2 separate regions of the Homo sapiens genome follow, and region 2 is linked to region 1. Evidence: chromatin loops called from intact Hi-C (ENCODE). Cell type or tissue: psoas muscle. All regions are shown on one strand. Links, peaks and the distances in the headings refer to the core of each region. The heading gives the core; the rest is flanking DNA.

Region 1 (17,073 bases), core at 3,625-11,624:
TTTCATTCTGTTGAGATTCACCGTCCACATAAACTTAATCACCAGCAACCTCAGTGGGTTCACCACAGGCTTCCCCCATCAAAGTAATGCATACATTTTGTCTTTACTCCAAGCTTACATGTATCTTTGGGGAACTTCACTATTCATATCTGATTATATGAATCAGATATGGAAGATGAAAACAATTTTAACCCTTATTTCTTCTCTCTAAACCAGACCCCAAACTGGTTCACTGTTTAAAGTGTACAATTCAGTGCTTTTTCTCATTGTTAAAAGCTAGACTTGTGGACAGATCTCTTCATTTTATAAAAAGAAAAAAGGAGAACACTGAAAGAAGAAAAAAAAATGACTCAGCTAACCCAGTTTCAAGAATATTCTGGATGTACAAACAAGAGGCCACAGTGAGGCTATCCGGGCTCCCAGGATAGGAGGGAGGCTTCCCTTGAAGTATGGTTTTGGCTAACTTATTTCTTACCTACACGTTACTCTTTCAAATACATTTTTTCAACAAAATCATCATATCAGAAGAAAACAAACATTACAACAAGCGAACATTAGCTCCTACTCCTTTCATAGAATATTAAATCCTAAAGATACTTATGTTCAAAAACACATCTTCTGGAAGTAGGGGATGATTTAATATTGAGTCTAAAATAGATGGATCAAAACCATAAATTAATAAAAATGTGGTTATAATTTTCTTCTCCTAGGAAATGAACCAAATTAGATCACTATAGCTAGTCAGCCCACAGTCAAACCTGACTTGGGACGATTAAACACTTAAAGATCTGCTGTTAGTGCCGGTAGCTTAAAAAAAGTTGCGAAGCCATAAATTAACAAGCAGAGTCCACACCAAATTGCTGAAAGGGTTTTTTTTCTGTGCCAAATTTACAAACTGGTTTTCTAGAAGCATCTTGTTTCTACAGGAGGACAAAAGCTGACAGGAGGCCACAACATCAGGTGTTTTGTTTTAACTGATCATGGTTACGAAAGACTTTGCATCAGCTCACTAAGCCTAAACAGGGAGGCTCCACACAGTCGCTGCAAATCCAGCCACTTCCTGCCTCACTGTTACCATACTCATCTCCAAAAGGCCACACAGGGACTCCAACCAGACCAGGCTCCACGCTCCATTCCAGCCATCCTGACCCTAAGACGCTGTCAAGAGAGCAGCCTCCCTCACATGGGTGCAGAGAATTTAAGAACCTCCCTTCTGCTAGCCCGCACAGCCTGGCAGCCTGCTGCTTGGCCATACTGGTTTTTTCCCCCTTAGAAAGACCTGGATACCATTTCTGCCCTTGCATTGCACAATATGGAACCGCATGGCTGGCAGTCTCTTCCGGTCCTAGAACTGTGAGTTCAACACACACCACCCAGAAATAGCACAAATTGGTTATTTCCTGTGCAGAAAAGAAAAATCAGCCAAGGCTTCAGAATCCCATTTTAAAGGTTCCCCTTAAAACACTAGTATAGGAGCTGAAATAGGGGTGTCCTTTCTAAGATCCTGAATTTGGCCAGACAGAAAGGATTAGAAATCAATGTCAACTTTTTTCTTGTGGGTGGGGGAGATGCTGAAAGAAAAGATGGTGGTACAAACTGTGAGTCAAAGGCCTAAAAAGGATAATAAATTTTTATGTCTTAGAGACATAAAGTTAAAATAAAAAAGGGACTGTGATGACTAAATCCATTTCTGCAAGACTATGCTTGTAACCATCATCACAGCAAACACTCACCCCAGCTAGGGGTACTGAACCAACCACAGATAAGTGCTGACACTTACAAGTAACATGCTTAATAAAATTTATTTTATCAAGACAACTCCTGAGAGGGCAGACTAACCTGTGAACTGTCACCACTAATGTCTATAAGTGTTCTAATTATATATATTTCCTTTCCATGGAATCAAATGTATACTGCATTTACCTGCGTCAAAGAGAAATGCTTAGTTATTTTTCCAATTCATTTAATTTATCTGATAGAGGTATGAGAAAGTACAAGGGAAAAAAAAGAAAGGGAATAAACATGATGCCGAGAGCTTCTGGAATAACACTAAACTACGGGATACTCTTCCTTGCCAAATGCAAAAGGAAGAAAAGCACCATCTCCAGCCTTCCAGCTCCCAGGCTCAGTCCAGACGCTGCCGATCTGAACACCTGCGTTCTGTGCCACACACTCATGTCCCCAGGCCCTCTCTGCAACCGGTGCCAATAATACCCCATGTGCTCCCTGCTCCAATGCCCCCATTCATCCATATTTACATACATGACCCTTAAAACAGCAAAACATTGAATTGTTCACTCCTCTTTTTAGTGGAAATTGAATATTTCTTAAGATCCTAAAGTGAGGCAACAGGAAGTACAGAGATAAGATAAACTGACACTAACCTCCAGCACTCTCCTGTGTGCCATCAATGACAAAACAGCCTTGCAAGAGCAGCAAAGCCACCACTCTGCCCACCAGCCATATATACTTACACACGCCTGCAAATGATTGTCTTTCAACCCTGAAGCCACAGTGCCCAGAGGGCGGCCAATACAGAGACTATCAACCTCAGTCACTTTCAACCCTGAAGTTGGTATTCCATGTGCATGCACCTAATAAAATTCTGTCTTCTTGGGACCTGTATCATAAAGCAGAATTAGCTTTCCAAAAAAAGTTTGACTGCACATATGATTTATACCAGAGCAAACTACAATAGAGCTTTCAAATGCTAAACTGTTTTGCTCTTTTTACAAGACTGGTAATAAAGAATATATCGTTGATGTGTTTCATTTTAAATGATTCATGTTTTCCTAAAGTCCTAGATGTAAATACCTAGTTTTACTGAAAAAGACTGGGGGGAGGGTGCGTGGAAGATGAGAGGAAGCGGCGAAGGAAGGAAGTTAGGGAGGAGGGAGAGGTCTAGAGGGAGGAATAATGACTCAAATACCTGGTTGAACATGAGCAGTGTTTCTCACCAGGGGCATACAGACGTTTCGGTAATTCTTTGTCGTGGAGCTGTCCCCTGCGTTGTAGGATGTTTAACAACAATCCACACCCTGCCTAAATTGGTGACAATCAACAACGCCTGCAGACACTGCCTGCTGAATATCCCTTGGGGAATGAAATCACCCTGGCTGAGAACCACTGACGGAGCATACATGTAAACTAAATAGACCAAGTTTGTTAAAGCAAAAATAAGACAGGAATATCCATGTATTTTCTAACTCTTTTGGAATATGACTCAAATATTTATGCAGCAGTTTTTATAATTACCCGTTTCAAAATAACTAAATAAACAGGCCCATTCAGTTTAACTCAATATCATGATTAAGTTACAATATACCATATAATTAGAAAACCACCTTTGACCTCTTGCTTGGGAAAAGTGTATAGAGTATGCTATTGCTTATTTGAGGAAAAAAAAAATTAAAAATATATCACTGTATACACATATGTGTTTGCTCACATTAAAAAGCAATAATTATTATTATACATTTGTCCAAACCCATGGAATGCACAACGCAAAGAGTGAACCCAAATATAAACCCTGGACTTTGGGTGATTGGTTTTTGTCAGTGCAGTTTCACCCACAGAAACAAATGCAGCACCCTGTCGGGGATGTTGCTAGTTCATGTGGGGGAACTGGATATATGAGAAAACTCTGTACCTTCTGCTCAGTTTTGCTGTGAAACTAAAACTGCTCTAAAAAATAAAACTTTTTTTAAAAAGCAAGAAATAAAAAGGGGAAAGAAAAAAACATCTTTAAAAAATGGTGATGGAAAAGAGTAGGGAAAAAAGAAGATAGAGAGAGTAGTCATACAAAATAATCATTCTCTGGACATAACCATCTTTGGCTGCGGAACCATGCGAACAGTTTAGATAATAAACTATTCGGGAGGCTGAGGCAGGAGAATCGCTTGAACCCAGGAGATGGAGGTTGCAGTGAGCCAAGACTGCACCACTGCACTCCAGCCTGGGTGACAGAGCAAGACTCCGTCTCAAAAATAAATAAATAAATAAATAAATAAATAAAATAATAAACTATTAACTTTTTTAAAGTCCAAAAATTAAAAGCAGAATGAAACAAACTAAACTATAAATTGAGTTGGTGGCTTAAGTACAGAGAGGAATTATCCTGAAAGACTTTGAAATACAATAATTGGACTGTATTTCCCCTGTGAGATAAACCCTAAGGACAAAAACATTTTCTGTTGTTTTCAGTACTTATATGGTTTGCAATTATATTGGTGGGGTTATTTTAAACATTTATATATATTGTATATAAATAAAACACACAAGCAAGCAAATAAGTCATTACGTAAACGATCCTAGGGACAAAGATTTTCAGCATAAAGGAAATATAAAATCAAAGGATTCAGCCAGGCATGGTGGCGCATGCCTGTAATCCTAGCACTTTGGGAGGCTGAGGCGGGCGGATCACTTGCGGTCAGGAGTTTGAGACCAGTCTGGCCAACATGGTGAAATTTTAGAAAATTCTTCTAAAAACACAAAAATTAGCCAGCGTGGTGGCAGGCGCCTGTAATCCCAGCTACTTGGGAGGCTGAAGCAGGAGAATCACTAGAACCTGGCAGGTGGAGGTTGCAGTGAGCCAAAATGGCGCCACTGCACTCCAGCCTGGGCGACAGAGCAAGATTCCGTCTCCAAAAAAAAAAAAAAAAAAAATCGAAAGATACAATATTTTAGAATCCTAATTTTGAGTTATAAGTATCAATGTGAATTTATAATAGATTATGTTTAAAAACAAACCACACCAAAGAAAAAAAGCTTTTATCCACTGAAAAGGCTCAGACACAATGACCAAACCAGAAGCAACCCATAAACAGTAGTGGTCCCCACAGTTCTTTGAAGGCACGCAGACCCCAGCTGGGGTAGGCACTGTCTAAAGGAGCCTGAAACCCCCACAGCTCCCTGCTTTCCGGTGTGATTATTAAGGACTACAGGCACGTGGCAAGAGAACACGAAGGCCACCTAAGGCAGCTTTCGCTGGCCAAGGCTGGGGCAGCCTGAGCAGCAATGAGGGTGTCAACTGCAGTGGGTAAAAATACACACAAAGTATCTTAAATCAGAGTTCCACAATTGCTACTCAAAACAAAGAAATAAACAAATTCATTGCTCACTTTGGTGGATACTGGGGAACCAGAACTATTTACTCTGAAAACTGCCAAATAAACTTGTTAGCCAGTGCAATGCCTACATGACCTAGGTGAATTTCTACCCTGCCTTAACTCTACTTGTCTCAGAAACAGGATGCCCGAGGTCAGAAGTTCCCTGCCTGACCAGACCAGCTGAAACCAGTGGGATCCAAGATGGCAGCTCACCTGACCTCTGAAGAACCTTTAACTTCATTATCATCTAATTTCCATACTAAATGACACTCCCACTAGGACCATGACAGTTGACAATCACCATGACAATGACAAGAAACCATAAGGGGACAAAAAAACAGGCAGCACTCTGGTTTCCAGAAGTTCTCCACCCATTCCCAGAAAATACATGAATATTCCTCTCCTGGCTTTTAATGCCCAATCCCTTCATTAAAGATGTCCTACATCTGTGGCTTCCCACCTCTCATGGACTGAGAAGCCAATTTGCGAGCCACACTGCCACTTCTCAATTCCACGGCCATTATATAAAGCCTGCACTGCTTGATGCTCACCTTCAGTTTCATGGGTTGGCTTCATGACACAGGACAGGAAAGAATCCCACCATTAGGGAAAAGCTGACTCGGTTGGTGAGAAAGGGAAAGACTCCCATCTAAACTGCACGTCGGGGTAATAGCTGACAAGTACTCTCCTCACCTGGCTAGCAAGTGCAGAAGGAGTGACTGAATCAGAAAATCATCACTTTGCAACCCCTGTGCATTACAGGTGGAGGCCACGGCCATCCAGGTTGCTCACATGGGCCTCGGCCTGATAGATGCACACACACCACCTAAGGGGCAGCCTTGCCAGAAAATCGCACCAGACTGGCTCTGGTTCTGATGTGCAGTTTCTAGGAAGTTCAGGGTCCTAGTCAGCACATTGCAGACTGTGGGAAGCCCAAATGACAAAAGACCGGGTTTTGCCAACAAATCAACTGGCATGGGGAAGGTGGAAAAAAAAAAACAAACGAGTTTGGACAAATCAATAGATCATTCAGCTGCATGTGTGGACCTTACGTGGATTCTGACTTTAACAACCAGTTGTAAATAACATTTTGAGACAGGTGGGAAAATTTGAACACTGACTGCATACTTGTTAAGTAGTTATTGTTATTGAAATTCCGTAATATTTACAGGACAGGAATTGATGTCTGGAATTCACTTCAGAAATAATCTGTTAGAGTCTATAGGGGCTTAGATAAAGGATTGGCCATTAATTGATAACTGCTGAAGCTGGGCAATTTATTCTGATTCTACCTTAGGACTACACTGAATATGATGATCTTGATAACTAAGAAATCACATCTTACAAAGAATGTCAAGATCATCATAAAATGTGATAGCTGAAAGGGCCATCAGAAACCCCCAAGCAGCAAACCATCTTCTACATATGAAGGTGCGCAAAGCACCTCCCTGCCTAGGGCATGGAGCGGGTCAGTGGTGAGGCTGAGCAGGAGGGGTCTCCAAAATCTCATCCATCTCTCCGGTCACCAAGGCAGGACTGGGGAAGCGTTCCCACGGCTCTGTGCAGAGCCCACAACACAATCAACAGCTTGCTTTTCAGAATCAACCGCTAACCCATTAAGGCTCTTCTTTTTGTTTCTGATTATGCTTAAAAAACACACACTCAAAACATCGAAAAAACATTTTTGGTAGCTTGACCTCTGCTCCTCCCAAAAAGAAAAATCAGTTCACTCGATAAAATCTTGGTAAGTTATTCGGGTGTTAAATATACAACAGATATGAAAATATTGAGTGGCCTATCAAAACACAACCACCACGAGCAGCTGCGTCATTTTTACATGGATCAAATTATAGACAAAACTCACAAGCTCTACGAAGAATGTATACCACTGATTTGCCTGAATTGTCAAGTAGAAAAACGAAACCCTGTATCAAGCACTTCAAGAGGTCACTATGATCAGATCTATTATGGAGTCAGTTCGAAATGCTCTTTGCTCTAGAGAAGTTTAAATGAACACAAGAGTGCTCTAAAAACATACAATAAACTACACTGTAATACACGGAACAAATAAGGACATCCCAAAGACAGTGAGCGAAGAGTAATCTGCAGCAGCACTCTGGCCGGTAAGCACGGCAACGGGGCGAGGGTGCACTCCCTACATTGTTGTTAGGCACTTTACACCGTATATCCTCCCATCGTGAAAGCCACCGAGCCTTCCACCACACCTGGTCACTCTTCTTCTGGAGTGAAGAGAAAAACGTGAAGGCACAGAGGTTACGTGGGAGAGGTAAAAAATGACCAGTTTCTTATCAGTGTGGCTGTAATTTACATCACTGCCTCAGGTTTCTCTAGATGAATCAACATTCTCTTAAGAATTACTAGAATTTAAATCCTGGAAGGAAGGATTAGAGATCTTCCGCTGTCACCTCTTCATTTAACAAATGAGAAAATGAGGGTGCAGAGTGGCTGAGCCCAGGGCCGCAGGGGCTTCCAAGTGGCTCCCACATACAGTACCTACCCTCTCAGCTGTGTTGCTCATGGGCATTTCCAGAGCCCCAAAGTTTCCTGAGTGGGAGCGGACAACCTCTAAGCAGTGCCTTCCAACTCTTGCAGGTTCTAACACGAGGAGCACTCCCCTAGCAGTGTGCATCTGTGATATAAAGGGGAGGGGTTGGACTCTGGCTGGCTCCTCACCAAGCCCTGCAGATGAGGACTCTCCTCCCTTGCCTCGGGCTGACCTGCCACACCCTTCCTTCTTCGGGCACAGCTCAAAGGCCGTTCCCTCCACCCAAGTCTTGCCTATGTGCATCAGCTGGCAGCGAGAGACCCACCTGGACAGCAGCCTTAAAGAAACAGGTACAGTCTCCTGAAGACAAGCTCCACCCATGTACACTTCTCCCCTAGGGGTGCCCAGAACAGAGGAAGGAGGCACTAAGGGCCTGGCCTGATGCCTTCACCTAAGATGAGGACAGGTGCGGGGGATGCAGTAAGATGTCACATCAAGTGATGACACTCCAGGCAGCAACACCTGGCACACTTCTCAAAGGGCCTAGGAAACCAGGGCTCCAGAGGTGGCTCCTCTCAGTGGGTGAGGTAACAAGAAATGGGGCAGGCGGGGGTGGCCGGGCTCCCAGGCTGCCTGCAGAGGGGTCTCCTCACAGGCACAGACTCTCCTGCTGCCCAGGCATAGAGTGCTACCCATCCTAGAAGTCAGGCTACTTGCCAGCCTATGGCATTGAGAAGCCCAGGGCTCAGCAACTGTTCCCACTCTGAGTCAGCAGGGCAAGATCTGCTAAAAATAGATGGTGGGCAATGACGAGAGCTGCAGGAAGCCAAGAAACGAGTCTGTCATTTTAATCCAATCAACAGATCCTAATGACATGCACACTATTTCTAACGGTTTACTTTTATGTCTAAATGTTCAGGTCTATTTGTGGGCTTTGATGAAGAAGAAACGGCTGCCCGTATTTTTAGCTCACAAATCAACTTTTAATTCTTCTCGTTCTACAAATAGGAAGTAACATTCCACAAAGTAGAAGCAATAAAAATTAAGATGTTTTGAAGACAAGCCAATTCTGCTCCCTTGCACTCAATACATGAACACGCTAGTGTTGGACTCTGATTACCCTGCCCCCTCCAGGCAGTGATGGCAAAACACAACATCCATTCGTGAACATTTAGTTGGCGACCACTCATATCCAACCTGTTCGTTATCTGATGGTGAGGTGTGCCCTGGCCAGCACCAGCATCACCTGGGGACTTTTTAAAAATGCAAATTACTGGGGCCCACCCCAGACCACTGAGGCAGAAACTGGGGGTGTGTGGGGCAGCAGTCTGTGTCAGAAAAAGCCCTCCCGTTAACCGGGAGCAAGCCTAAGTTGGGGTTTGAGAATCACAAGCCGGGGAGCAAGGTCCTCACCAGCAGATGATGATGGACAATAAGTGCTTTACAGCTGGTTCCGAAGGCAGGTTTTATTGCTCCTATAAGGATTTTATGTAGCAAGAGGATCATTTTCATCAGAAAGACTCAGGGAAACATCTCTTCAACTAGAAAGAACTCTCTTATGTGTAACAAAAGAAGGCTAATGTTTTTCTCATTGAAAAAAGGTTGTGAGGCCAGGCAAGGTGGCTCATGCCTGTAAGCCCAGCACCTTGGGAGGCCGAGGCGGGTGGATCACTTGAGGCCAGGAGTTGGGAGACCAGCCTGGCCAACATGGCGAAACCCCATCTCTACTAAAAATACAAAAATTAGCTGGGCATGGTGGTGCACACTTGTAATCCCAGCTACTCAGGAGGCTGAGGCAGGAGAATTGCTTGAACCTGGGAGGCAGAGTTTGCAGTAAGCCAAGATCGCGCCACTACACTCCAGCCTGGTCAATAGGGTAAGACTCTGTCTCCAAAAAAAGAAAAAGAAAAAAATGGTGTGAAGTGCCACATCTAACTGCAAACCTGGCCTCTCACACCCGCTATGGGAGCCGAGGGTCCCAGGCCCTCAGCTGAGGAAGGTGGGTGGGGCTCACTTGGGCGCTGGAACCCTCTGAGCACAAGTGAGGCTGCGGGCATCGGGAGGAGGGGGAGATTGGCAGAGAAGCGTGCATTAAATCGTTCACAGTCATACCATGTTTTAAATAACAATTGTCTATATCAGTTTAGAATTCTAAAAAGTTGAATGCAACCAGAATACATTTTTAGAAACCCAAACGAGCAGATAAGAGATCCGCTGCCCTGACTAGTCACCCTCTGTCAAAACACAACAGAATTAACACAGATAGCTTTTGTTTAAAGTACAGAGTATTGGATTACAGTGGCTTGTTTGTAACTGATTTAAGCTATATAAGAATGAAGAAAACGAATGAAGGAGAACAAACAAAAAAAATTATGCATTCTATGGATAAAGCATATTGAAAGAAAACAAAAAAATAGAAAACTCTAGGAGAAGGCACTTAGAGATGAGGAAGTTCTGCACTGGCCAACAGAAGTGTCTTATTTAACCTACATATAAGTAATATACAGTATAATAATTGTATTAATATAGTACAACTATAGATATGTTAAATATCAAAAATATATATTGCTTGTATTACTTGTTCAAGAGGAGATGGAGATAACAGTAGTTTCAGAATCCCTATTAATGAGAAAAGTTCATTTGGATAGAGTATGACTATAAATATACAAACCAGAGGAAAAAGGAAACCTAAGCATGGAAAAAAGACTGAAACATCATCATCTAAATGGCGTTGATAGAAATGGAGAAAAGAATTTCCCTCTCCTTTTAACCTACTTTTAAGCAATGGCTTTAACTCCATGAAAATGCATTTTATGGGTGTAGAAGTTTCAAGGGCACAAAAATCCTTTAAGCAAAAGACAGCACTAGTACCTAGGTTTTCTAACTTTTGTCTCCAATTCACATAGCTGATGAAAAAACTTATCTAGAATTGGCCTCCTTCCTCCCCAACTCTCACTTCTAATCCCCTACACTTTACGGAAGTGAAAGGAAAGTCAAATTGAGAAGCTTTTTCAAAGCTAGCACCCTCACTTTTGCATCCAAAATGGATCCAAGCAGATCCAACCTTGGAAGGAGACACATCCCAACTCTGATTTGTCCTTGGCTGGTGGCACGTGGAGCCCAGGAGGGCAGGAAGCCCAGGTCTACTCACTTCTGCCAATGGGCCAGGGATCTACAAGTCGGGGGCGGTGGGGGGCGGTATACGCATGTGTTTCTAACAGAATGAGATCATCTTATAACATGGATGTAGCCCAAAATTAAAGCAAAACAAGTTATGGCCGTAATTTTCCCATCTACCCATTCCCTCACTGTCATCAAGAAAAGATGGGCCTTGTTTCCAGCAAGAAGGAACCTGGCTAGTGGAGATGCTCCTATGGGGAAGGTGCAGTGGTCACCAGTGCACCCTGACACCCCATGGGGTGGAGTCTCCACCGCAGGGAGAGACTGAGGTAGCTTCACTGCCTGAGTCAGCTCAGGCAGCCCTAACAAAAGACCACAGGCTGGGGGCTTCAACAGCAGGTATTCATTTCTCGCAGCTCTGGAGGCTGCAAGTCCAGGATCCAAGTGCCAGCAGAGTCTGATGGGGGCCACTTTCTGGCTTGCCGATGGCTGCCTTCTCGCTATGTCCTCAGGTGGCAGAGAGAGCTCTCTGCTGTCTCTTTTCAGAAGGGCAGGAATCCCATTATGGGGGCCCTACTCTCAACCCTATTTCCTCAGAGGGCTCATCTCCAAATATAGTCACACTGGGGGTTAGAACTTCACCACCTGAATTTCTGGGGGACATAAAATTTCAGTCCATTGCACTTGCAGGTGGAAGACTCAGCCCAAGCCTACAGATATGACCATGTCAGAGCTGAGACTGGGTCCTGCCCCTTCCACGGCGCTGAGCTGAGCTTCCTTCAGTGTGAGGACAACCAACCCAGAAAAGAGAAATCCAGCTGAGTGCTCAGGGCTGAGGGTCAAAGGTGAGGGCAGTGGGAGTAACAGCAGCTGCCCAGTGCCACCACGCCTGCAGCGGGCAGAGCAAGACAGCAGAGGAGTCGCAGCAAAGGGCAGAAGAGAGGAAAGCAGGGCACATGCTCACCCCATTGAGAGCCACCAAGGCCAGGGAGCACCTGTGCGGCACCACGCCAGCTGAAGTTTCGCAGGTCCCCTGCTTCGAGTCTGGACGGTGCTGTTATCACCATGCTTTAGAAAGGAGGGTGCCTGAGCAGCAGAGGTAAGGGAGTCAGCCTAAGGCTAGGGTGGGAGCAGGGCTGGTAGAAGGCACTGGCCCAAGAGAGGCAGAGGGGAACAAACCCAGGAGGAAGCAATGCGTGGGGGAGGCAGAAGGGAGGAGAGAGTAGAAGCTGGACCTGAAGGAGGCAGAGAAATAAGAGACAGCGATGGAGACAGGAAGCCCTGCCCGGGGACCCAGGAGAGTCAGGCCAGGCCACAGCCACCACAGGGACACAGTGCTTATCAGGCCTCACCCTGAGCCAGCTATGTGGAGTTTAATTTCACTCTCATAACCGCGCGAGGCCGGCATTACCTCCTTTTCCTAAAGGTGTGGATGAGTCTGAGCTAAAGGAACCGACTCAGCATCTCATGCTTAGAGAGGAGCAGACACAAGATCCCAGCAGCGGCCAGGGCCACCTCCAAGGCTGGCAGCCAGGTCTCCAAAGGCAGAGACCTTTCCAGACAGGCCCAAGACAACACTCCCAGCCTTCCCGAACTCCCATCCTGTCCCCAGCCTGCCCACTGGCCGTTCCCAGGGCTAATGGAACAAGTCCGTGCTCAGAGCCAGGCCTGGCACATAGCACATGCTCAGCTAATGATCACTACGGTTATTACATAGATTCAAAATAATCATTTGTTATCAGAGTCATTTGTACACATAATTTTTTCATCCCTGGTGCTGGGATTGTTTGTAATTTATTGTTCAGTCCACAACGCTAATCATGCTGCCCTAGACACAACAGATGATCAATAAAAGGCTGGCTGGATGAATGGATTAATTAACTGATAGAGAGATGTGCAGTGGAAGGGACGTGAGAATAAGGCAAATAAGGCAGAAGGTAAATGAGAAAATTGACAGATGGGCAAAGAGTGGACACACACACGTTTACGAAAACACAAAAAACAGGCAAAAGGTATTAAGTCCAGGGAACCAGTCGCCCAAGTTAAATAATTTGGGCCTCCCTGGACCATCATCTAGACCAAAAGTATTGCACTGCTACTAGATATCGTATTTATTTTCTTCAGCACATCAAATGAGAACAGCTAAATAAATAGACTCAGCACTTACTAGGAGTCCTGCGCCCAACCTCCTGCTGACCCTCAGAATGACATTTTGGGTGTGATCAGGTTCTCCCAAGCTTCGGCTTATAAAGCACAAAGGCAAACTTAACCTCGGCAGGGCTGCCCCAGACTCCCTGGCTGGGCATACCTGCAAACACCTGAGCGGATGTTGAGGTGGCTCAGAGCCAATCCTGTGGCTTCCACTCTATTGGTGCTATTGGAGATTGGGCCTTTCCCTTTACTGTTCACAGCGGGAAACCTGTCAGTGGGACCAGGTTACAAGGAGGACTGGGCAGGCTGCATTAGATTTTGTATTGGCGGTCTTTTGGTCGTGTCACTTTGGACTCTATCTTTCTGAATAGCAGGAATTACACTCACATGTCTCCCTGTAGGACAACACAACAATTTTTTCCTGTGTCCACAGACATCTCAGGAAGCTTCCCACTAGCCTCCTTGGCCAGGACGGGGGAACCGTCCTCTGGTTCTTTTTACACTTGGACACACACAGCATGGCCACCTCGGCTCCCAGTGACACCGTAAAGAACCAACTGCCGCTCACGCCTGTAATCCCAACACTTTGGGAGGCCGAGATGGGCGGATCATGAGGTCAGGAGATGGAGACCATCCTGGCTAACACAGTGAAATCCTGTCTCTACTAAAAATACAAAAAATTAGCCAGGTGTGGTGGCCGGCGCCTGTAGTCCCATGTGCTCAGGAGGCTGAGGCAGGAGAATGGCGTGAACCCAGGAGGTGGAGCTTGCAGTGAGCTGAGATCGCGCCACTGCACTCCAGCCTGGGCGACAGAGCGAGACTCCGTCTCAAAACAAACAAAAACAAAAACAAAACAAAAACGAAAAAACACACAAAAAAACACATAAAAAACAACTACCTGCTTCAGAAAGCATTTCAAACTGGGAGGCTGCCTAAGTGCATGCACGTGTTCCTAACTTTACTCGTGTATCCTATTCTGTCAGTATCTGAGGACACACTCTTTGTGCATATTCTAAGAATGTTGAAATGGGAAGTGTGGGAAACACGGGCCTGGAACAGTGGCTGCTGAGGAACGGATGGACCTCAACAGACACACTGCTCCTCCAGGGGCAAGTTTGATGGTGTTATAGTTTTCACTAGACTAAATGAGAATCTTTTATGGCAAGCATTTGTAACTGCCTGCCTAACCACAGACATGCTCAATTTAAATGTGATTATTATAGAAATGATAAAAATGCATTTATGCTCACCTACATTGTAAAGACCTGAATACATCTCTACATTGTACCCTCCACAAGCGAGGCTCCACATAGTGGAAACACAAATGTATCTTGAATTTAACATGCCCCTTCACCTCAATATAACCAGCATCAATACTTACTAGCCTGAAAGGCTGTTTTAAACAGCTTGACATGTAAGCAAATTAAACTCTCCCCTCCCGATTCACCCCAAGCCCATATGACCACCACAAGGAGTCCGATCAGCAGGTGGGAAAACTGCTCCCCAGAAATGCCACTGGGGTGAGAAAAGGGATGGCAACTTCCTATTAGAAATAACAGCCGGGCGTGGTGTCTCATGCCTGTAGTCCCAGCATTTTGGGAGGCTGAGGCGGGCGGATTACTTGAGCCCAAGAGGTAGAGGCTGCAGTGAACAGAGATGACGCCACTGCACGCCAGCCTGGGTGACAGAGGGAGAGCCTCTCTCAAAAAAGAAAAGCTCCCAGTGACGCTTTCCTGAATGAAAATGAATTTCATCACTGCCAATGCCACGCATGGTGTTGAGGCCAACCAGGTGCCACAGAAGGGACCTGCCGTCCAGCTGAAGCAGGTCCTGCTGCTTACTCAGTGACCTGCAAAGGCAATGGCACTCTGTCTTCTGCAGAGAAAGGGTGTTTCATTTTCTCGTGCAAATTCCAAATATATCCACATTTCAGATTGCTACAAGGCAGTACTATAAAGGGAGAAGCGAAACAACTCCCACTTTCTGGGAAGAAATGCCCTTGTTTCCAGCTGCAAAACCCTCTCTGTGGGGAAGCACACTGAAGTCGCTCAGGAACAGGCCACCCCTCTTGGAAAGAGTGGAGGTCATCATTTTTCACCTATTAGCGAAAAAAAAACATAATCTGAATACATTTATGTAGGGCTATTACCCAGAATATTTACAGGGTTTCTTCGTGCTAAGGTATTTCATGATGCTCAGAGGAACAAGGTGGAAAAAACACACCATTATTCTCCGCGAACGGCTGCCTTCCTAGTAACTGCACCCACGGTGGCAAATACTGCACATTAACCTGTGCCTTGGTGGTGTACGAAGCTTCCCACAAGCAGGTGAAGATGAAGAGCTAAGTCTGGCTCAGACAGGCAACGCTGCATCGAGCTGTTTTTACTCTAAATAAAAACCATGTTCCACGCGGGCCTTCACGGTGCTACCCCAGAACACGGGCACAATTTAATGCCTCACTCCGAGGAAGGAAGCTCAGGGAAGTCTCCTCTAGTGACTCTTAGAGGCTCCCCAAAGGAGGAGGGCGATGGGGGCCCACCCAAGCTCTAGCGAGGCTACAAACAGCACGCAGAACATTCCACTGCCATTACTTTCCATCTTCAAAAGATTACATATCATCTTAAAGAAAATTCAAGGTTAAATTGGCTTCCTCAGCTGCTGCGGCAGAAAGCAAAGCAGTGCTGCAGAGAAAGTTAAACCACCTCCCAGGGCTCTGGCCTTCTGCAACTCTTATTCTAAGGCAGCTTCCCCATCTATCTTGTTCCACGGTTATATCCCAGGTACCCAAAAAGGCTCTGGCCTTAAGGCTTACCTGTTGCAAATGATAGTCGACCAACTCAGCTGCAAATGGGGCTTGTTATGACACCGGAAATAAAGGTGAGGCTGCCACCCTCTTCGCCAAGCCGGTGAGCACAAGTGTCTGGAGTAACTGCCCCCTACGCCTCTCCAGTTGGGAGCGTTGGGGACAGTAAGTGAGTACTAGTCACTGGAAGCCAGCTCTGAGAGGCAGGTGCTGTGGCTGCCAGAGCTGAGCACAAGCCTAACAGCCTTTGCAACCTCCTCTTCTCCCCGACATCCACTTCGCCTCTACAGGCAGCTGCAGCCCATTTTGCCAAATGATTTCAACGGGCCGGATCCCCCACTCTCAGAAACGATCAGGTTCTATCATTTGACGTTGCATGAGGAGAGCTAAATTAGCCATGAAAACAAAACTGCTCTAACAAAATAAAAAGTACTAAAACCACATACTACCTATGCATGGAGTTCAAGAGTGAGAGGATGAAAACATAAGACACTTCACATAGCCAGCATTCCTCAAGTGAGATTTTGTGTAGAATTTAAAGTAACTTTAATACTTAAGAAAAGAGCGTTCATTATATAGACTGTTTCTTCTCAAGTCCTCAAATGGCCATCAACCCAACTCTGACACCTGCTGTGGAGAGAGTGGAACTAGTTTTAGGGAGATTTTTGGTGGCAGAGAGAGAAGGCAGATCACTAATCCCCATGGGCTGGTGGAAGCCATCAGCAGGATGTGCCTGATAATCCATCCATCTACACCAGAAGGAAGGGCCACCCTGAGTCCCTGGGCCCGGCCACCCCGCCTGCCTACAGCCAGACCAGGAGGGTTGTCCCCTTACTCCTATAAAGAGAGGGGAAAGAGATGATCGGTGATAGGCTCCCACTCTCGCGGAAGCCCAAAAGCAACTTCCCGCAGTCATAGTAAGAACAGAGTAAGGAAGGAATGGACCTCAAACCTGGGAAACCAGGTCTTTGTCTAGGAGCTCCTCCCTCAGCTTGAGGGACCTGATGGGCCGCAGGTTTTCAGGTAATTTGGACTCACTTGGACATTCTCAACTTCATAGTCAAGAAACTGACAGCTGTATGTACCTATTTCAGTTAAAAGCATTTACGGCAAGAAATAAAGAGGGAAGAATACATATGCACGTATACCAGTTCATTCAGCAAATGCCTAATGAGCATCACTACGTGGCCAGAGTCCTTATCACAGACTCATTCCAACTGGAGAAACAGACATGTCTACAAATTTTCGTACTGCGGAGAGGCGACAGCTCTGTCACAGACAACATAAATTGCAGGATTATCACTTGCCAAGCCACAGGCTCTGTACTTTTCATGCATTGCTCTTTATTATAAACCTAACAACTACCTTACAAGACTGCTATTTTC
Region 2 (12,523 bases), core at 4,524-12,523, 120 kb before region 1:
ACTTAATACCCCCAGGCTGCTGCCCAGCTGCCCAGCCTCTTAATCTGGCTAGAAATGCTGTGGCTGAAGGTTTCATGAATGGCTGAAAGGAGCTCATCCCTGTTACACAGTGTCTGGCCAGCAGCCAGTTTATCCCCAACCTCAGACTCCAGGTAGGGTGTGGGCTCCTGCTCCACTCACAGCTGCTGAAGAACTGGTGTGGCTTGGGGCTACTGTGTCTAGGGCCTGGCCTCTGGGCCTTTGCATAGGTAGAGAGAAGACAAGGCCAGGAGAAATGCAGCAGGGGACAGTAGGAGGAGGCAGAAGAGATGTCCCCAACCCCTTGGGGGTGGAAGGCCTGGAATGAGGAGGCCCAGTCTCTACCCTCTGGGATCCCTGAAGGCCAGACCAGGCAGGTGTGCCTGGTGAGTCAGCCCTGGGCCCCTGCCATCCTCCCTCTACTTACAGCTCACACAATAGCTCAATTGTGTCATTGCACTTAGCTTTGGCTTGGGTTCCAACCCAAGGACGTAGCCCAGGGACCTCTAGGGACAGAGAGAAACAGCTATGAGAGAGGTCTTTGTGCAAATCTATTCTGCAGAAAGGAGGCCCAGGGTTATGGTCAGAGTGGCTGTGGCTGACAGCACAGCATAAGAAGAGCCGGTCTCAGCCACTGGCTTGCACTGATGGCCAGTGTGTGTCGGAAAGTGACAGGAGGAAGTTTATCAAATAGGTGCACAATTGCTGTGCATTTTAAGTGGAGGTTCACACAAAGGACTCTGAGAATCTGAACTCCAGGAGAAGTTAGCAAAGTCTCAAGATATTGCAATAATATTTAACCAGATGAATAATTTCAATGTACTGTATTTATCTTTTTGTCTGTTGTCATCACATGCAGAAACCTATTTAAGACTGTTTGAAAATAAAAAAGAAGGGTTGTTTAGGTCAGCTGAGAGTCTTCTGGGGCCAACAGCTCAGCCTTCCCTGAAGAAAAGCTTAAACGCATTTTTGCAGGAGGTGAAATTTCTGAACGGCTATGACTTATGTTAATCTACTACGGGTGTGCTATCGCTACCGCATGTTTTGGCACAGGCCATAGCGAGGCACTAATGTCCAGACAGAGATGAGGGTCCTAAGAATTGCACAGCCAACCCTTTTGTCCAAAGTGTCAAACATGGATGTTGCAAGGGGTGCTTTCCAGGTCTTAGCATCTTGTATTCTAAAGGAAATAGGTAGCAGAAGGGTTTTTTAACTGAACGTTGTATTAAGATCTTAAAAGTATAGCTTCCATGGTCCCAGGTTTGTCCAGCCTGTGGACTCCATGTTGTGACATTATCAAGGATAACTCTGGTTTTTCTAGCTTTATCCCATTCATTAATGCCAGGTCTCCAGTTTCACTCAAAGTCTTGCCCAGTCATTTCCAGAGACATTGGGTGCATCTGTGTGGATCCCTTGCATTCTTCCAGGGAGGCCTTTCTTGCCTGTGCCCACTACTCCGGCCCCGTTGTGTGTATAGGGATGCCATTTTCTTCAGCATGTGCGTCCCCCAGTGAGCTCAGATGGGAACCCATGGTGTGAGGGTGGGGACCGTTCTCAGGCAGATATGATGCTCTCCTTTTCCTTTTCTCCTCCCCCACCCCCACTCCTTCCTTCTCGTTCTGTCAGGAGCCCTCATACAAACCCATTTCTGCCTCACCTCCAATTACACTTTCACAGACAAGTCTGAACCTAAGTATCTTAAATAAGGAGGCTCCACTACTAGTGGATTTATTTGAGGACTAAACTCCGGGGGAAACTCTCAGGGTGTAACAGGATGTAAACTGGGACTCTGTATCTTTCACTTTTGGCAGGAGCCCCCAGGGCTGAGGACAACGTGGTGGGCTCATCTCTCAAGGCAGAACGATGGGTGCTGTGCCCTAAAGCAGAGTGCATGGAGACTATGGAGCCAGTCCTGCCAGTGTCACCCAGCAAGGCCTCAGAGCAGGTTCTGGTGGAAGAGATTGGCGGTGGGGAGTATGTGTGGGTTGCCCATACCCCACAGAGAGGAAGTACTTCCCCTTCCCTCAAGACAAGTGATTTGGACTTCATGAGAGCTGGATATCCTGTTGCCTAGAGTTTGGGATGAAGAGAAACTTTTGTTTCCCACCTACTAAGCCTAAGGGCTACAGCAGCTCTTCGGTAGGAGCAGAATGAAGAAAACAGGCTAGGTTGGAAATAGTGGGTTCCCAGCTGGGTTGAGAACAGTGCACGTGCACTTGCATGGAGGGTGATGCGTTCTGGAGAGCAGTCAGGGACCCTGCAGAGAGGACCTGGCCTGGGGTCATCATAAGGGGGATCCCACCAAGGAGGACTGTCTGGGACAGAGGAAGCCTCCAGCAGAAGCTCACAGGCCATGGGAAGAGTCAGACAGAGCCACACAGAGGACAGACGTGATCCACATGTCGCAGCAGGGGGATTCCAAGCATTGGCCAATGTGCTTTGTGGGAGGAACAGCCAGCAATTGCACATCTATCCACATCCTCATTACAAAAGAACCAGTCAGGAAAGGCATTTCCTCCACACACTGCGCCTTTCTGCCCCTTTCCAGCCCATTGCAGTGAGAGGGAGGTGGGGAGGCAGGTGAGGAGCAGGGAAGGAGCTGCCATGCTGTCGCAGGTTTCCAGCCAGCACAGGCCTAAGATGGGGTCACTTTCAGCTGGACAAGATTTTGGAATCCTGTTGTATGGGAATTTTCAATTATTGAAACAAGACTGGTTTTGTGCTTGAAGGGGCCAAAAACATTGGGAGACTTGCTCAAGATTTCATGCACAGGCAGGAAAGAAGGAAAGAGTTTAAAGGAGCCGTGGGAGAATCAATCATTCTCTGCTTGCCCCTAATGAAGCCAGCTGCAGAGAGCACTGGTAAACACAGTCACTCACAGTTAATCTAGGTAGAGGAATTTAAAATACTACCTAGGCACAAATCTAAAGTGCTTCTGCTGTGAGAAGCCAATGTCAGATCACTGAGGTCTCCACTCACTCAACATCTGGATATTGAGGACCATGAGTGCTATTAGCGCCCTAAAGGCTGTGTTTAGGACACCATGTTTTACTAAAACTCTTATCTCTAAGCATCAAGATCCCACCCGGTGTGGCAAACATCTGAGACCCAGTAAGAGAAGAGTGGGCTTCCATTTCCTCCCTCACACTCACCTGGAGGCAAATTCCATGCCCGCAGCAGAGGAGCAGTGGAGTCACCTCCACTACAGGATTTCAATGTCATTTCTCTCATTCTCCTTCCTTCCCCAGCTCTCTCTGCCTGCATACTTGAATTTACATGGGCAGTGTCGAAGGAAAATAAAATCTTGGGATCCCAATTAACGATGCCAAAAGGAAAAAACTAAGCTGAAAGTGGAGTAATGCAAGACCTTTCCTTTTGTTCCTAAGCAGATAGCTACAGATAAAAAGTAGCTTCCCAGGTAGCTACTCTATGTTCATCTTATCCTTACATAAAGTGCCAATTTACTGAGCATGAGAGGAATATCTAATTGACTATTCCCCTACCTGCTCCTTTTCTCTTTTTTCCTTTTCTTTTTTTGAGACGGAGTCTCGCTCTGTCACTCAGGCTGGAGTGCAATGGCACAATCTCGGCTCATTGCAAACTCCACCTCCCAGGGTCAAGTGATTCTCTTGCCTCAGCCTCCAGAGTAGCTGGGATAACAGGCACCCACCACCATGCCTGGCCAATTTTTGTATTTTCAGTAGAGACAGGGTTTCACCATGTTGGCCAGGCTGGTCTTGAACTCCTGACCTCAAGCAATCCACCCGCCTAGGCTTCTTAAAGTGCTGGGATTACAGGCATGAGCCACCTTACCTGGCCCCTTTTCTCTTGCAACCCATGGATTCAATAACGTGACCATACCCTCCCTCTCTCCCCTCCAGCCCACTTTCCCCCTTTAAATATTGAAGCCCCCAAAATCATCTTTGGAAAAAGACATGGACCACAGACTGTTCCTGTGGCTTTGTGTTCCTTTTTCCTGGGCATGTCCTTATCCTCGGCAAAATAAACTTTTAAATTGTTTGAGACCTGTCTCAGGTACTTTTTGGTTTATAGTAGCAACATGTATGCATAATGCAAATGTACTTGTATTTCATTATACATTTATTTGTTCTTATTACACAGGTAAGCCATTTTTATTGTGAGAAGACTCAGAAGATTCAAATACATTTGAAGGGGAAAAACACTCTCATCTTCCTTATCTCCCAACCTTAGTTTATAGGTGCTTCTATGTCTTTAATTAACTGGCCTATTTCTAGATCTATCTGTTTTGGACATGAGATTTCTGCTAAGATGGGTGAGGATTTCATTTATTTACACCACATTTCACCTCCCCTTTCCCACCCTTTCAGTTTCTCACATCACTCTTTTCTTTCTCTATAGGTTACCTTGCTAACTCTAGGCAACTTACTTAGACTTTTAGCCACTGTTTATCAACTACGGAAAGGCTCTCTTGGGCTTTTCTTCAGCAGTCTTCCCCTTTTCACTGACTAACTTTTCATCTGTAGTTTCTCTTCTGCATTGTTAAGGTCAAGAACATTTCCAGATGCCAGCAGCCACTCCATCTGCTATGCTTCTTCCATTTTGTGAATCAGCATTCTCTCAAATCTGAAAATACTAGTTGCATTCATTTTCAAGTGAGTGTTTCTTGAATTAGCTCTGTTTCCTCAGTTGTCAGTTCTTCTATTTTTAGACTGTTTTCTTTAGGTTTTGATAATCATTGGTCGTTTGGTCACCTGCTTGTTGAATGCTACTTTTGTTTACCACAGCCTACCTCAAGTGACAGGTAGAATCTAGGTAACTTGTCAGTCTGGAGTCAGAAGCACCCACAAGCCACCACCCTGTGTTCCACACACAGTGCCTTGGGCACCTGTGGATAAACTAGACTAAGTAGTAGACACTGCTGGGGCTGGGGTTCTAAAATCAAGACTGTGCTGACAATATGGCCTGGACTCATCTTGAATGCAGGAGCTAGAAAGCAAGAAATGTAGCTCTGATGACAGGCAGGAAAGAACTTGACTGAGTAAAAGCAGATATAAACCACCAAAGAAGATGGGCCGCAGAAACCTGCTTGGGACCTATCTCAGGCAGACAGTATCACGTCTTCTTCCAGCTACAGTAGGGCTTCATGGCATCAGACCCTATGTCTGGAAGTAGTTATTCATTAAATATTTACTGACCATGTACATTATGACAGGTGCTGTGCTCCTCTCTGGGGTTACATACACAAATAGGACATGTCCTTCACACAAGAAGCTCATCATCTATGGGAGGAACACATACATTACAGCATGGTGTGGTAAATGCTACAATGAAAATGTGCACAGATCTATGGGGGATCACACATGGGAGGAGTATGCAGCTCAAAATGAGGAGTGGATCCAGTCTCTCAGGTGGGAGATTCCTGAACTGAGTCTTGAAGACAAATGGGAGTTAGGTAGAAAAGAGTGGTAATTGGAGACAGAAAGATCAACTTTCCAGGCAGAAGGGAGAGTGTGGCAAGATCAGGTGTCTGAAAATAAAACCTTATGACTGGAGGGTTGGCGAGATAAGGCCGTTGAGGTGGACAGAGCTGGGTTACCTACCTCCATGAAGGTTCTTATAACCAGGGAAATGAGCAGGGAGGCGGTGTGTACCTGGTGCTCTGGTTATCCACTGCTGCATAACAGACCATCCAAAACAATGGCTGAAATTAATGGCAGTCATTTCTATTGCTCATGAATCTGCAGTTTGAGCAGAGCTCATCAGGAAATGCTTGTCCTTGCTCCACGTGGTATTCCTAGTTGGTTGGGCTGAGGGTGGGGGGATCTGCTTTCAAGGTCATGGTACTGGTGGTCATCTGTGGGTCCACCCAGTGCTGAAGGCCAGGAACTTTGCTCCTTTCCTCATTGGCCTCTCCCTGGGCCTGGCCTCCCTCACCAAACAGCAGCTGTGTTACCAGGGTGCATGTCCCAAGACAGCTGGGCAGAAGCTGCATCATCTTTTTGACCTCACCTCCAAGGTCACATAGCATCACTTCTTCCTCACTATATTAGTAAAGACAGTCTCAAAGACTACCCAGTTTCAAGGACAGGGGATTGAGACTCCATCTCTTGGTGGTTGAATGGCAAGGTTTTGAAAGAGCCTGTGGGAATGAGCCATTTTTAGGAAATGTAACCCCCACTTCCACCCAAGGCAGCAACTGTGTGGAAGACAGAAAGGGGAGTTTGAGACAGAGGCAAGGGGACCCATTAGGAGACTTATTCCAGTGAGAAAATGACACAGTGAAGAGATGAAAATGTGTTCCACAGTCTCTTAGTCTCTGGGAGTTAGAAAAGGTGGTTCAGAAATCATAGAGCCACAGTCGGCCACGATCTCACCCTCTGGAAGCTCCAGCTGATGTTGTTAGTGCCGGGCTCCTGGTTTCAGGGCCAGACTCTACTGTGGAGAGCTGGCTGGCCTTGGATCCGAAAGTCGCTTTCATGTGCTCCCTCCACATCAGTCAGGGCCATGGTTTCCTTGAAGAAGCCCAGAGTGCAACTCACAAGGTCCTGCTGTTCTCACGATTGGCAGCGACACAAACTGATGGACCAGCTCTTCCCAGTGACTCCAGCACTGCGCTGTCCACAGAAACAAAGCCTCCCTAGAGACTACTGCAGAGGGGGAGCTATGGCCTGAGAGGATGAATAGGTCTGACCCACTTTCAAAACACATGAACTCCTGATAGTGGCCTTCAGGGGAGATGGAGGACCCTCTCTCCAAATGCCTGGCTGTCTATTCAGGATAACATTCAAGAACGCTCAAGAACATTGGAGATGCTTCCTGAGAACGTGCTTTTTTTCAAGTCCACAGGCCTTCAAGGGTCAGAAACTGAGGGGTGTAAAATAACAGTATTCAGGTTGATGGTGAAAGATGAGAACACTTATTAGGAAGTTTCCCATCTATTCCTTCCCAGTCATGCTCATGGATGTCCCTTGCAATTCAAGCAGCATGCAACCTCCTCTCCATCAGCCTAGGATACACTTGTGTTCTCCCAACTGCAGGATGACCCCTTTACCTCTCACTCCCACCAGCAATGAGTGTGCTCATTTCAGGCTCAGACCTGTGACCTAGGCTTTGATTCTGCTGTCATGGTAATGAAGCAACCAAGCTTGGCGGCCAGCAGAGTTCCACCATCTCAGAGACCTTCGGACATGCACGAGGACCACTGAGGCAGACCCACAGAAGGAAATTCAACCTGAAATCGGTACTGAGGTTGGCAGACCAGGCTGCCACAGGCCTTTTCTGGTAGCCAGCAAGATTGAGTCTTCAAAAACTCAAGAGCCCCTTGCCATGGCACACTCCCTCTGAAAGACGTCCACCCCAGGGATTTGTCTGGAGAAGGCTATAGCTGTTCTTTATACTTCTCCCCATTTGAACGCTCTTCCTATGCTGCTCCCTCCCACCATCTCTCTATGCCTAGTTTTGTTTCTTATAAAATAAGAGTGTGGGTCCAAGCAATCTCTAAGGCACCTTCTAGCTCAAAATGTTCCATGAGTGTGTTTCTGCACTGTATGAGTCACAGTTCTCCAAAGAAACGGAAATGATAGTATATAGATAATTGACTCACATGATTATGGAGGCTAGGAAGCCACACAATCTACCATCTGCATACTGGAGACCCAGGAAAGTTGGTGGTGTAATTCAGCCTGAGGCCAAAGGCCTGAGAACCTGGGGGTGCTGCTGGTGTACACCCTGGAACTAGAAGGCCTGAAAACCAGAAGCTCCAAGGCCTAAGGACAGGAAAAGATGGATGGCTCAGCTCAAGAAGGAGAGAGAATTCTCTCTTCCTCTGCCATTTTTGTTCTACTCATGCCCTCAGTGGAAGGGATGGTGCCCATCCACATTGGTGACAGTGGATGTTCTTTACTCTATCCACTGAGTCAAATGCTAATCTCTTCCAGAAACACCCTCATAGCCACATCCAGAAATAATGTTTAATGAGATATCTGGCACTCCTTAGCCCAGTCTGGTTGACACATAAAATCAACCCATCACACACAACTTCCCCAGGCAAAGAAGCAGTGAGTCTTGATAATCACATGAGTGCAAATCTTTGAAGTACATTTTTAAAGAGCAAGAATTGGCTCAAGGTCATCCTGATTAATCCAGTTTCTTGACTTTCTTCTCGCCAATGACTTTTTCCTTTCTTCCTTCTTCGTTACCAACTGCACCACCTCCAAATGTGCAATTCATACATCCTGTTTTCCAGCCACAGTCAGTTGTCCTTCTGGTTCGTTTACTTAATCTTTCAATCTCACTAAGACCTCCCAATTCATTGATCCCTGGCATTTTCTCTTTTTTTTTCATCAATTCTTCTTTACTTTCCATCATATGAAATTTATATCCCACAGTTTATCTTCATAACTATAATAGAGTTTATTTTATCCAATGTGCTTTGGTCTGGCAATTGGTAACTTAAGTAGAAAAAGTTCAAAATGTAATAAAAGTAAGTTAAAGCTGGGAGTTCTTTGAACCATGATTTTAGCTAACAACATAGAAATGGGGATTAATTTGCCAGTCTTTTGAGTTAGGCTCATGCCTTTCCTTTGAGAATGGGTCGGCTGATTAGTTCTGCATTCTTGTTTTATTTTATTAAGTCACTATAAAGGCTCCTCTACAACTTCCAGTTTGGTTTTCTTTAAAATGGAGTGAGCGTGGAATGACATTTGGAAGCCATCTGAGTGCAGCTATATTCTTACAGTAACACGTAAGCCTGAAATAACAGGTGTTGCAACACTTGTAAGCCCAGAACAAACAGAACTAACAGTGGAGCGTGGGTGCTCGTGGAGCCATCTGGGCACCCCAGCCCATAAGTTCAATAAAACCCTCGTGCTCCTGAAGGCCGTTTTAGCCTTTTCGCCTCCGCAAGCCCCTCCCCACTCAGCCTTCTCAGAACTTCCCTTTCGTCTGATGGCCCTGCCTCTATCATTAGACCCAAGGACCTTAGAGCCAAGCAATGCCATAAGAGAGTCAACTGGGTGCCTGATAATCTATTTAAGAATTATGGCCCTAGCAGGAGGACAAATATGAAAAGACTCCCCCATAGAATGGCCTAGAAAAGAGATTAGTTGCATGTAATAAAGTGCAGGTAATAGAAAACAGTCATGACTAGGGAAACAGCAACTGGGTCATCAGGATCCAGGGGGTGGCAGGGAGCACCTGCTGCGAGAGGACAGCCAAGCCTCGGAGGAGCTCACACTTAGCCTGCCAGGGGTTGTAGGCAAGACCCCAGCCAGTGTCTGGGTCGAGGACCTTTCTGATTTTTGTTTTTAATTGAAAAATCCCAGCAGCTGAGAAGGTAAACTCAGAAACCTCCTAGAAAAGTTATACCAACGTTGTTGGGGATGACAATAATTTCTTTGTATGTAAACATTTCCTAATTCCAGGGAGATTTTGAGTTAAATGTAGAAATGTTTAAGAGAATCAAACTGATGGTATTAATATTTTTGAGATTAAAAATCTTGTGCATATTTGGTAGTTCATGTATTTATAAAATTTAAGATAATTGGGCCTGTTAATTTAAAATGCATAATTGAACTTAGGCTTTTTATTCTAGGTTATAATCTTACTAAATATACAGCATTGGAGAATTTAAGAGAATTAAGACTCACTATATTTCTAAGTTTATTAGAATTCCAAGGATTACTTAAGTACTTGGAAAGGTTTATTTGTTAATAAGGTAGCTTAAGTGCTTCAGAAAGGAAATGGAATTAATAGACACATAAAAGTAGTTAAAATACTTAAAGGAGTTTATTTAATTCAATTTAAAAATGAAAGTAGACATTAATCCAAGTAATGAAAAGGACTTACTAAATGCTAAGTTTATAAATAGAGTAAAAAGATCTGCACGCCAAATTTAGAAACTTAAGGAAGAACCGGGGTTTGGTAATTGTATCTTTAGTTTTTAACTCAGCTTTTTTTAGGGTAATCAAAACCCATTCAAAACCCATCCTTGAGGACACAAAACTCTCCCACTGACAGCCTCAGACTTCCTGGGGGACCAGAGGCCATCAGACAGGCCCCCCAGCCTCCTCTGGTCATCAAATCCCCAGGCCGCTACATCTCCCATTCCTTTTTCTTCCAGGTAGCAGCAGCAGTCGCGCTGTGCCACTGTCCCAGCCTCCTCTGATGCAGCTCTGATGCCCTCCCTCTTTAGAACCCCCTCTTCCGTCTTCGCTTCTCCGTCTCCAGGACTGTTTGCCCAAGCGAGTAAACAAGCTCTGGTGTCTCCATCTCAGGAAATGCCCCTCAAGCCCTCCAGCTATTTCTCTTTCTCAGTTCCAAACTTTTCTTCATCCTCCGGTCCCTCCTCAATCTTCTTCAATCTGTCTTTCCCCCTGCTCCACCCAAACTGCTCATGTCAAGGTCACTGGCTTTTCTGTTGCTGTCCCAGGGGGTTTTGTCTCTATCCTCATCTGACTTGACTTCCGTCTGGCCCTCCCTCCCTCTCTCTCTCTTCCTGTCCCTCTAATCCTCTTCTTAGTCTCCAAGTCTAAGTGGACATTGCTTTGAACCTCCCCTTCCTCTTTCTCTGTGTCCTCTACCGGGACAGCCCACTTACTTCCTTGGCTTTAAATGCCATCTGTACCCCGAGAAGTCCCACATTTGGTACCAAGATTGGCACATTGCAACTGTCTTTGACAACTCCCTTTTAGGGCTCAGAGCATCTCGGATTTACCATGATTAAAACTTGGCAAAACGAACATTTAAAACTGAACACTTGATGAACATTTTTCTACTTCGAACTATTTCTGCCTCAGCCTTCTTCAAGCTGGCCAGACCCCTTCCACACTACCTTCAAGCACTGCATGCTCCAAGTTTATCCCCATTTCCTTCAGGGCCCACACAGAGCCTGTCCTGCTTCGTGCTTTGTCTTTGGGAATAACTGGCTCCTTCGAAGTCTCTAAATGTTAAAGAGTTAAATAGTAACTCTTCAAAGAGGCTGTGTTAAAAATTCACTCCAGGGTTAGGTATGGTGGCTCACGCCTATAATCCCAGCACTTTGGGAGGCCGAGGCGGGTGGACCCCTCGAGCCCAGGAGTTTAAGACCAGCCTGGGCAACACAGTGAGACCCCATCTCTACAGAAAATACAAAAATTAGCTGGGCATGGTGGTGTGCATCTTTGGTCCCAGCTACTTGTGGGGCTGAGGCGGGAGTATCACTTGAGCCCAGGAGGTCGAGGCTCACTGAACCGTGTTTGTGCCACTGTACTCCAGCCTGGGTGACAACGTGAGACCCTGTCTAAAAAAATAAAATTTCTATGTCTGTATCTTGGCAACACACACAAAAATAAATGAATAAAATTTCTCTATTTTTGTTTTTAAATCATCCTGATTAAGTTAGGCAGCCACCTCATTTTTGCCTCCCAGTTCGAGCGATTCTCCTGCCTTAGCCCTGAGTAGCTAGGATTACGGCAGGCACCACCACTCCTGGCTAATTTTTGTATTTTTAATAGAGATGGGATTTCACCATGTTGGTCTCGAACCAGGGCCAGGCTGGTCTCGAACTCCTGACCTCAAGTGATCCCCCTGCCTTGGCCTCCCAAAGTGCTGGGATTACAGGCGTGAGCCACCACACCCGGCCCTCTCATTTTCCATCACAACTTTGTTTCTCCATCAATCCATAACTTGCATGATTTGTTTTCTCATATACGGATTCCCATAAAATGCAAGCTCCCTGAGGGCAGAGATCTGTGTATATTTTTTGCTACTGCAACCCATGGCCTAGCACAGGAACCAACATCTCAACAATGGCTCAATGAAGAGCTACAGATGTGCGTGAAAGAGAAAGGGGGTCTAAAGTGTGCAGAGACAGATAAAACTTTCCAGCCCAACTGTCCCAGTGGGGCTGGGTTGCCTGCTCCTATCCGAGAGGATTAAATCCATTAAAGTTACAGGCAGAGGGGAAATGGTGATGGTTAAGGCTACTTTTATTTTTCCTTTTATACTTTTATACTCAAAAATTTTTAAAATACTTTTATTTTTATTGCTCAACTTGGCCAATTTAAATGCTAATTATCTTCTAGCAACAACTTTTAGAACTAATCTCCAGTCTTCTGCTAATTTTCTTTCAGATTTCCACTTTTCCAAATTTGGGTAAACTGGACTCCGTGCACGTCACCTGTGGGTTAAGGTAGCTACAAATTAATCTTTCAAGATGGTACTATATCATGTAAGTTGAATGTACTTTTTAATGCCAAGATGTGTGTTGGTTTGAGGATATGCAGACACTGAAGTTTAAGTTCCCACATCCAGTTACAGACGTGAGATTAAGTTCTAATGGAATGACACTTCCTCTGCACTTTATAAAAGTGTCACAATTGTGATACCCATTAGAATGGCTACCCTGAAAAAAAAAAACAACAACAGAAAATAAGTGTTGACAAGGATGTGGAGAAATTGGAACGCTTATCCACTGTTAGTAGGAAGTAAAATGGTACAGCTGCTATGGAAAACAGTTTGGCAGCTCCTTAAAAATTTAAAAATA

Evidence for each region. Peaks named below come from ENCODE experiments on the same cell type or tissue, not always from the same donor. Only the 100,000 strongest peaks of a DNase experiment are listed, where the experiment ranks them.
Region 2: a loop joins it to region 1, with 2.3 times the contacts of the local background. A loop is called at or near these places in 3 of 110 quality-filtered maps.

What each region holds. Positions count from the first base shown.
Region 1 is chr2:105,781,638-105,798,710 of GRCh38, reverse strand. All of the region lies in intron 1 of NCK2 (NCK adaptor protein 2), which reads right to left. Among named protein-coding and RNA genes, the nearest start is that of NCK2, 45 kb to the right of the region's middle. RefSeq lists enhancers at 8,218-8,267, 8,348-8,397, 8,638-8,687, 11,822-11,871, 11,454-12,025 and 1 more. In psoas muscle, for the core only: a CTCF peak has its summit at 10,799; DNase peaks (open chromatin) are centred at 7,840 and 8,340; H3K4me3 peaks cover 1,209 bases; H3K27ac peaks cover 3,128 bases.
Region 2 is chr2:105,907,358-105,919,880 of GRCh38, reverse strand. No RefSeq gene overlaps it. Among named protein-coding and RNA genes, the nearest start is that of ECRG4, 150 kb to the left of the region's middle. RefSeq lists an enhancer at 4,557-4,806. In psoas muscle, for the core only: no CTCF peak of the experiment used is centred there; a DNase peak (open chromatin) is centred at 9,200; H3K4me3 peaks cover 1,782 bases; H3K27ac peaks cover 4,734 bases.